3 separate regions of the Homo sapiens genome follow, and all the other regions are linked to region 1. Evidence: chromatin contacts called from ENCODE Hi-C or POLR2A ChIA-PET data. All regions are on one chromosome and are shown on one strand. Each heading gives the region's core, a stretch centred on a gene start or an enhancer-like site at or near the end of the contact. The rest is flanking DNA. Distances are from core to core; before and after follow the strand shown.

Region 1 (2,662 bases), core at 62-2,561:
AGAAACCACACAGTTTTGGCATGATGGTGCTGACTATCCGAAACATTCCACTTGTTTCTTTCGACGTGCTCCTTCTGTGACCTGAAAGCTCTGGTTCCTACTAGCACCTTGGTGAGCTAGCTGGCTGGTTCCCCAGCTATAATATCATGTTTGATCTCTCCTGCCTGGAGAGGCGATAGCGTTGATTTTGTTTTTAAAGTTGGTGTCAGAGCAGCTACAAACTTTTTTCAGCATCCCTGCCTGGCTGCCAACTGGAGCTCTCTGTTCACTTCCTCACCAACTTGAACCACCCCCAAACTGAGAGTAAGCTGGAGTTAGACAGCGGCAGGAACTGACACACTTTCAAGAAGGGTTTGACACCGCAGAAAACTTTCACTTCTCCAACCCTTCCACCCAGGGGCTCTGGCCCTTCGCTCTTGCTTCCCCGCTAGAATTCCCCTCTGGGGCAGGACAAGGACACGGACAGCAGATCGTTCGAATGACGCCGAAAGGGACCCCCAAAGCCCTCTCCCCTGGACTCAAGGGCTGTTCTTCACACAAAAGAGCCGGGCCAGCTTGAAAAGCAAAGGGGCCAGCGTCGCGGCCCTTCTCTGGGTGCCACCCTCCACCGCGCCCGCAGACCCTGTCTCCAGCCGCCCGAGCGGTCTCCACTGTAGGCTTCCTACCCCCAACCCGGCCAGACAAAGCCCCGGCAGCAGGGCCGGCACTTCCGAGCCTCCGGACTCGGGACGCCGCGCTCTTACCCTGGCCTCATCCAGAGTGACGCCGGCGCCACCGCTTCCCCCGGCTTTGGCGGCGGGGCAGCTGGCGGCGCGGGTCTTGGAGGAGCGGGTCCGAGAGGAGATGAAATGGCTGCTGCCTCCGGTCGCCCCAGGCTCTGCTCCGGCCCCAGGCCCAGGCCCGGGACCAGGAGACTTGGACCCGAGAAGGCGGAGAGAGCTCTTCCGGGTGTTCACCATGGTCCAGCCAGGGGGACGGAGTCCACGCCGCGCCCGGGAGAGCCGAGCAAGGCCGGCCCGCCGGCCGGTCAGTCAGGGCCAGCGGAGCCGAGCCGGGCAATGAGAGACGAGCCGGCCCGGAGCGTGCGGAGCGCAGACGAGCACAAGAGAGAGCCGGGCAGAGGAAGGGAAGTCGGCGTGAGCAGGCGGCGTGCGGGAAGCGGGGGCGGTGCTGCAGACCGGCAGCACAGACACTCCGCCGGCTTCGCCCTCCTCAGCGGGAGCCGAGCGGAGCCGCCATTTCTACCCCTTTCTCTCCCGTTCTCGCTCTCGAGCTCCGTGCGTCAAGGCTCCAGCGCCGCAGGGCCAACGAGACCGCTTCCGGCCGCAGCCACGGCGGGGCGCTGCGAAGCCGGCCAGCCCTTCCCGGCTGCTCGCTCCTCTCCCTGCCGCCTCCAGCTGCCCCGCCCCCGGCGCGGCGTCAGCGCTCGGCGGCCGGGGAGCGACGCTCTAGGCTGTCAGCTCGGTGGTTTCCAGCTCTCCCCGACCGCAGGGCTGGGGCGACCAGAAAAGCCAGACTAATCAGGACGAGTTCGGGCGTGGAATTGGGCCTGAAGCCCTCATGCCCAGCCAGGCCTGAATGCCCCAGACCCCACCGTCACCCCCGTGGCCTGGATGGAGCAGGGGACGGCCGGCGAAGGCGCGGGGTGGAAGGGGAGCGGCGACGAAGGCGCGAGGAGCTGACTGGGAATCCCCAAGCTACCCGAGGCAAGACACTGAACTTGAGTCGCACTTTTCATGCCTGTAGAAATGAGAATGACAGCTGTGATAAAAAAAAAATTCATCTGGGCGGTATCTGGAACTTGGTAAGCTTAAGAAGAGAAGGGGGGGGGGAAACACCATGCTAGAACTCTGCGTTTTTAAACAAAGCGAGGCAGGGTCGTTTTCTATCCCCTTAGCCAGATCTAAGGCGGAGCCAAAGAATGAGTACCCTGTAAGAGCCGCCTCTATCGCCGCCCCCTGCCCCCGGCCCGCTGAAGAATTAAGAATACAAAAAGCTGAACCCACAGATAAAGCATTTGCAATTTAACTTCCAAAGAAAAAAAAATTAAGCCACACAATTCATATGAAAAGCTCTGCTGTAGGCCGGGTGCGGTGGCTCAAGCCTGTAATCCCAGTACTTTGGGAGGCCGGGGTGGGTGGATCACCTGAGGTCAAGAGTTCTAGATCAGCCTTACCAACATGGTGAAACCCTGTCTCCACTAAAAATACAAAAAATCGATGGGTGTTGTGGTGGGCACCTGTAATCCCAGCTGCTCGGGAAGCTGAGGCATGAGAACCACTTGAACCCAGAAGATGGAGGTTGCAGTGAGCCGAAATCACGCCACTGCACTCCAGCCTGGATGACAGAGCCAGACCCTGTCTCAGAAAAAAAAAAAAGAAGAAAGAGAGAGAGAAAGGAAGAAAGAAAGGAAAGAAAGAAAGAAAAAGAAAGAAAGAAAAGCTCTGCTGTAAAGTAGGAATTAGGTTCATTTCAAAAATTCACAGTACAGGCCGGGCTTACGCCTGTAATCCCAGCACTTTGGGAGGCCAAGGCGGGCGGATCACTTGAGGTCAGGAGTTCGAGACCAACCTGGCCAACATGGTGAAACCCCCTCTCTACTAAAAATACAAAAAATTAGCCAGGTGTCGTGGTGCATGCCTGTAATCCCAGCTACTTGAGA
Region 2 (2,662 bases), core at 42-2,541, 990 kb after region 1:
GGCCGAGTATTCGGGCTCGGAGAAGCCCTGGTTCCTCGGCATACTGGCTGGTGTCTGCTACTGGCCCTAGAGAAGTGGACTGGGAACGGAGGAAGAGCTCTGGACTGGGCCTCCTCTCAGGGCTCTCTGAGACCGGGGGAGGGCTGAGGGCCTCTTCTTGTCTGGGGCGGAGGGGAGGCCACCTCCAGCAGGAACGCAGAGCGGGTTTCCAGAGCACAGGTAGCACTGATCAGCTAGAACTGAAAAGGGCATTGCTGAGTAGAAGCACCTCTTCCCTCCTACCTTGCGGTTTCCCCATGACCCGCCCTAACCCTCATAAAAGGATCTCTGCTGCAAGAGCCTCCCAACCCAGGGCCTTCCCTGCCACCCCCGGCTCACACCACCGCCCACCGCAGGCACACTTAGTCCTGTCCACGCCAGACACTCAATTTCCTGTCCCTGGCTTGTGGAAGGGCCTAGCCGCCTTTCCATCCCTGGTAACCGGTTTCTCTCTGTCATCTCTTCTTTCTCAGTCCCCGACTTCCTCACCTAAATTCCCTCCAGGCCCAGTCCTTAGAAGCTGTAAATAAAATGTGCCGGAAAGAAATCAGGACCATCGTGGGGGATTCCTGAGCCTTCCTTCTGTTTACTTCCTTTTTCCACCAAACCCTTGGAGGCTCGGGCTCCGATCCGGCCCCCTTCCCACGCTCGGGGCGCTGTCTTCCCCCCCGGAAGCCTGGCCCTGCCCCTGCGTTTACCTGTGCGGGAACTCGGCCACCGCGTGCTCCGGGACGGTCCCCGCGCGGGCTGGGGCGGGAGAGCTCGGCGCGCCCGAGGGCTGCTCCCCGCAGAGCCGCGCCGCCCCGGCAGCGCCTCGGGGCCCGGCCGGAGCGCGATCTCCCGCCGTCAGGCCCGGGATCCGACCGGGAGAGGCGCAGGGCTGCCCCTCAGCATCCGCGGGCGCCCGGCCGCAGGGGGAAGGAGGAGGCGGCGACGAGGGCTGGGAGATCCGTGGGCGCCGGCCCAGCGCGCCCGCCCTGGGGCTGAGGCTCAGGGGCAGGGGCCGTGCGGGGGCCGGCAGGCGCGGGCGGCGGCGAGCGCGGCTCTCCGGACCCCTCCCCTGCACCCGCGGCGGCGGCGGCTGCTAGGGGCGCGCGCGGGGCCCTCCCCGGCGGGAGCGCGGGCCGAGCCCGGGGAAGCCCGCCAGCATCCTCTCGCCCGCCCGCGCCGAGCCGAGCCAGCCGAGTCCGGGCTCGGCGTGCTGCACAGCTATTCCCCGCGCGGCGCCGGCGGCTCCGGGGCCACGCGCGCTCCAGGCCCCGGGAGGCGGGAGGCGGGAGGCGGGAGGCGGGCGGGGCGGCCCCTCCCTCGCCCCAGTCTCCGCCCTCTCGGCGGCGCGTTCCGGAGTGGGGCGGCGAGGGAGGCGCCGGGCGGCGGTCCCAGGACCCGCGCGGGCGAGAGGTGGAGGGGCCCGGGCGGCCCCCGATCCGGCGCGGGCGGCGGGCTGGGGCGATGGCTGCGTGGAAGCGCGGGCGCGGGCGCGGGCGTGGGCGGTGGGCGGTGGGCGGCAGGGCTGGGGCGAATCCACCCCTTCCAGCGAGGAGGCCCGGTCTAGGAGGATGGAAGCCCGGGACGCGCCCGCCCGCAGGTGAGGCGCGCTCGGGGCACCCCGCCGCCCCCTCCTCCGCCGCGGCTTCCTTCCGGGCCGGCAGAGGCCAGGGCTCAGGTTTGGGGACCGCTCCGCCGCGGGGCACGTGGGGCCTAAGTATCCCCGCCCACCCCGGGAGCCCAGACTCCGGAGCGCCGGGCCTGAGCTTTCCGCAGAGGGGCTCGGCAGCGGAGCCCTGTCCTGCTCCCAGGAGGCGGGTGGCGGTGGCCCGGTGGGCACTACACACGTGGAACTGGAAGAGTTCCTGAGACCCTGCTTCGAAGAGATTTCCCGTGCACATTCTACCCGTTTGAGATGTGTTTGAGTTCACAAACTGTCCCTTAAAGATGCGAATGCTCCTTTGAATAGTTAAACCTATCAGTCTCTTACACCATAGTATAAATTATTTTCCTTGCATTTGACAGAACACCGTGCTAAGATCAACTACAGGCTTTGGGAATTTAAATAAAGGAAGAGGAAAGAGATAGAATGTTTTGGGACAAAAGGGACAAAAGCATGTGTGGGAAGGTAAGTGCTGAGGACAGCCAGCAGCAATAGGGGGTCATCTCCCCTGGGGAGAGCTGAAGGAATGAACAGAGGGGAGAGAAACTTGGCTATCCAGACCCTGGATGGAGCTGCCACCCCATGCCCCTGAGAGTTATCCGCGGGCACCCCTTCCAGAACCTCAGGCATCACCTTGCATCCCTCGGGGAATGGATCCATTAGAGAATCGATCCTGCCACTGCTGTTTCTACCGTTCCCTCACACTCTGTCTGAAAAGGCGCCACCTTCAGCCCATACTTCGCAGGGCTTTGATTCCAAAGGTAGGGGACCTAACATCAGATATAGGAGTTTGGTAATTTAAATAAAGCAAAACTTTGCCCCATTGTTTTATTTTATTTCTATTTTTTATTTTTTCGAGACTGAGTCTCACTCTGTCACCCAGGCTGGAGTGCAGTGTTGTGATCTCAGCTCACTGCAACCTCCACCACCCAGGTTCACGCAATTCTCCTGCCTCAGCCTCCTGAATACCTG
Region 3 (2,662 bases), core at 100-2,599, 540 kb before region 1:
TTATTTATTATTTATCAGCCACGACACTGTACTCTGCTTCCTACAAAATATTAAAGAAGACACAATCCGTGCGCTGAGTTTACAGCCAAGGAGAGCAGAGGCCTGGATCAGACATCACAGGGGGGGAGCTGAGAAGAAAATATTTACCGGCTCAGTCCTCCTTGGCCCTGGTAGATGGAGGCAAGGACTGGCAAAGCCCTCCCCAGGCCAGCTCCTCCCAGCTGGGCCCCCACAGCCAGCTCCCCACACTACCTACAGCACCCCAACTCCAATTTCTAGCAAGGCCTCAGGCCTCAGGCCTTTACCCGGGGGAGCGGAGGGAGGGTGGAGGATGAGGATTGGGCCCTCAGGCCTTTACATTCAGACAGGGGTGGAGGAGGAGGGCAGGTACAGATATTTCCTCTGAAACTCAAAACCAGGTAAAGGGGATGTAGGGGAGGAGGGAGAGGTCGGGGAATAAAAACCAGATTAGGAGAGCGGTCGGGGTGGAGAAGACTGTGCCCAGAGTGAAATATTCTAGCATAATGGAAAAGCCCTCATTGGGGGTCCCACACGCCTCTGGCCAAATCTCTTCTATTAGGGTTAGAAGTTAGGGTCTGTGTAGACAGCATGTGTAGACCGAGAGGTGGTGGGACTGAGAAGTCAGTGTAGACAGTGTGAGAGAGAGCGAGCTGTGGTGGGGGTGAGTAGTCGGTATAGACATCAAAGGCTGGTCAGGCTGTTAAACAGAGAAGGCTTCCTGGATTCCTAAGGGTCAGTATGAACAGAAAAGTCGCGCGCCCCAGGAGAGGCAGGGCTGACTCAGAAGGCTGGTGGACACTTTGCAGGGCTCTCCCTGGTCCTTCAGAGGTGTGGACAATTCCTGCTCCTTTCCAAGGCTGGAGTGTCATAAAGAGGGCGGAAGCTGAAAGACGATTGGACTTTTTCCTTCTCAAACTTTTCCGCCAGTTTCCTCAGGTGTTGAGAGCAGACGGGGAGCTCGCCTCAGTCCCGGGCCCCCAACCCTGGGCCAGCAAGGCCAGGAGGCCACGGCGGAGCAGCCCGTGCCACGCGCCGTGCGTCTGCCGGGCGCGGCCGCGGAGCCAGGCGAGCCGGGGGCCACCGCGGGGGGCGGGGGCGGCGGACGGACGGACCGACGGACACACCCGCGAGCACTCCAACCTCGGACCCGGCGCGCGGCAGCCGGGAATCCCTCGGGCCGGGGAAACTGCGCACGGGGCCCGGCCTGGCCGGGCCGGGCCAGAGGGCCCCGCCTCCCCCACCCGCCACCCCCGCCCACTCGGGCGCCCGTGATTGGCTCCGCCCGCCCCTGGCTGCGCGCCGAAGCCCGCCTCCCTCGCAGCTAAAGCAGACGGTACCCGGAGCGGAGCGAGCCAGAAGGGAGCATGGTCCCCGCGCCGCGGCCGCGCCAGCCCCCGCGCCGCCGCCGCCGTCCCCGCCACCGCGGATCTCGCCGCAGCTCCAGCCCCGGCCCCGGCTCCGCAGCGCCCGTCCGCAGCCCCGGCGGTCGCCGCGCTTGAGCGCAGCCCCCGCCCGGAGCCCGAGCCGCGAGCCCGGAGCCAGCCCCAGCCCCGCGGCCGCCGCGGCTGCGGGGAGAGGGCGGGGGCGATGCTGCCGGAGCCGCCGCCGCCGCCGCCGCCTCGATGAGAGCCGCGCCGCACCGCTCATAGCCGCACAGGCTGACAGGCAGGAGGACCGACTTCCCTCTCCCGGGCATCCTCCCTGGGCTGCCGGGAGGCGGCGGCGGCGGAGGAGGAGGAGGAACGAGGGGAGAAGGCGGAGAGCAGGAACGCGAGGAGGAGGACCTGGATCCGTTTCCTCCGGCCAGGACCCGAGCGGCCCCAGCCACCGCTACCCGCCGGCGCTGTCCGCTCTCCATCAGCCCTCCTGCGCCCACCCGCGACCCCGGGCTCTCTGCGCGTCGGGCCGGGGCCGGAGCCGCGCGCCGGAGGTAAGAGCCGGGCCGGGCTGGAGCGCCTCGGATGCGGCGCCGGAGGGAGACCCAGGTCCTGGCCGCCGCGTGGGGCCGGGCCGGGCCGGGCGTGGGAGCGGGGCCGGAACCCGGAACCCTGGGCTCGGCTTCGGCGGCGGCGGCGGCGACAGGAGCCTCCCGCGTCTGGACTCGCAGGCTGCAGGAGCCCTTGCGCCTGCGCTGCTCCAGGGGGAAAAAAAGGGGGGGAAAAAACTTCCTGCCCCCGGGTGTGTATGCACCGGGGCTGCCTGGGGCCACTGTCACGGTGTTCGGAGGTGCTGGAGGCTTGTGTGACCCCTGGCCGGAGCAGCCCCCCTGCTGGGCCCGGCGGCGCGCGCCCCTCTCCAGGCCACGTTCCCCTGAGCGGCCCAGGGCCCCGGCCGGGCAGGAGACCTGGAGGCGACGGAGGGCTGGCCCCCAGGGGCGGCCGCGCGCACTGTCCTTTGGGGAGGTGCGCGCCTCTGTGCAGCGAGAAGCCAGGTTGGGGTTTTCTGCCCCTCGCGTCCTCTGATCTCGCATTTGGGGACTGGGTCTCTTTACTCAATCCCAAGTAACTTTCGAGGTAGATGAGCTCGAAAACCGTCGGGAGGGAACCCGCACAGACCTTATTGTGACCCACCCCACCCCGACACACACACGCACACTTCCCTTGACACCTTGTGGGTGCCAGCGTGTTGTGGGGGGACGCGG

What was found. Hi-C counts contacts between places; a loop is a spot of excess contacts on that map. ChIA-PET counts read pairs that join two places held with the same protein, here RNA polymerase II (POLR2A). Pooled maps may share reads with other maps.
Region 2: a loop to region 1 is called in a pooled map, with 10 times the contacts of the local background. The contact joins the promoter of ADCY3 here to the promoter of ATAD2B in region 1. A Hi-C loop is called at or near these places in 6 of 50 pooled maps. POLR2A ChIA-PET finds 5 or more read pairs at or near these places in 2 of 52 experiments (activated CD4-positive, alpha-beta T cell and activated CD8-positive, alpha-beta memory T cell).
Region 3: a loop to region 1 is called in a map of ascending aorta, with 3 times the contacts of the local background. The contact joins the promoter of KLHL29 here to the promoter of ATAD2B in region 1. A Hi-C loop is called at or near these places in 4 of 168 maps with a recorded cell type or tissue (ascending aorta, chondrocyte, naive thymus-derived CD4-positive, alpha-beta T cell and 1 more), 15 of 37 single-sample maps with no recorded cell type and 23 of 50 pooled maps. POLR2A ChIA-PET finds 5 or more read pairs at or near these places in 3 of 52 experiments (GM12878, HEK293T and activated CD4-positive, alpha-beta T cell).

Annotation. Positions count from the first base shown.
Region 1 is chr2:23,925,812-23,928,473 of GRCh38, forward strand. ATAD2B (ATPase family AAA domain containing 2B) reads right to left here and starts at 1,312. Exons shown (of 28, transcript NM_017552.4): 1 at 744-1,312. The coding sequence starts at 959. It also overlaps a transcript of UBXN2A not described here. RefSeq lists enhancers at 1-228, 327-1,245, 439-488, 1,246-2,162, 1,749-1,838 and silencers at 969-1,048, 1,249-1,578.
Region 2 is chr2:24,918,946-24,921,607 of GRCh38, forward strand. ADCY3 (adenylate cyclase 3) reads right to left here and starts at 1,292. Exons shown (of 22, transcript NM_004036.5): 1 at 738-1,292; 2 at 1-239. The coding sequence starts at 42. It overlaps LOC124907742 (a long non-coding RNA gene), which reads left to right and starts at 1,399. Exons shown (of 2, transcript XR_007086246.1): 1 at 1,399-1,627; 2 at 2,053-2,513. RefSeq lists silencers at 677-1,406, 1,437-1,496, 1,537-1,746, 1,757-1,846.
Region 3 is chr2:23,383,830-23,386,491 of GRCh38, forward strand. KLHL29 (kelch like family member 29) reads left to right here and starts at 1,350. Exons shown (of 14, transcript NM_052920.2): 1 at 1,350-1,951. LINC02923 (long intergenic non-protein coding RNA 2923) reads right to left here. Exons shown (of 6, transcript NR_187213.1): 1 at 1-2,662. RefSeq lists silencers at 1,087-1,436, 1,607-2,466.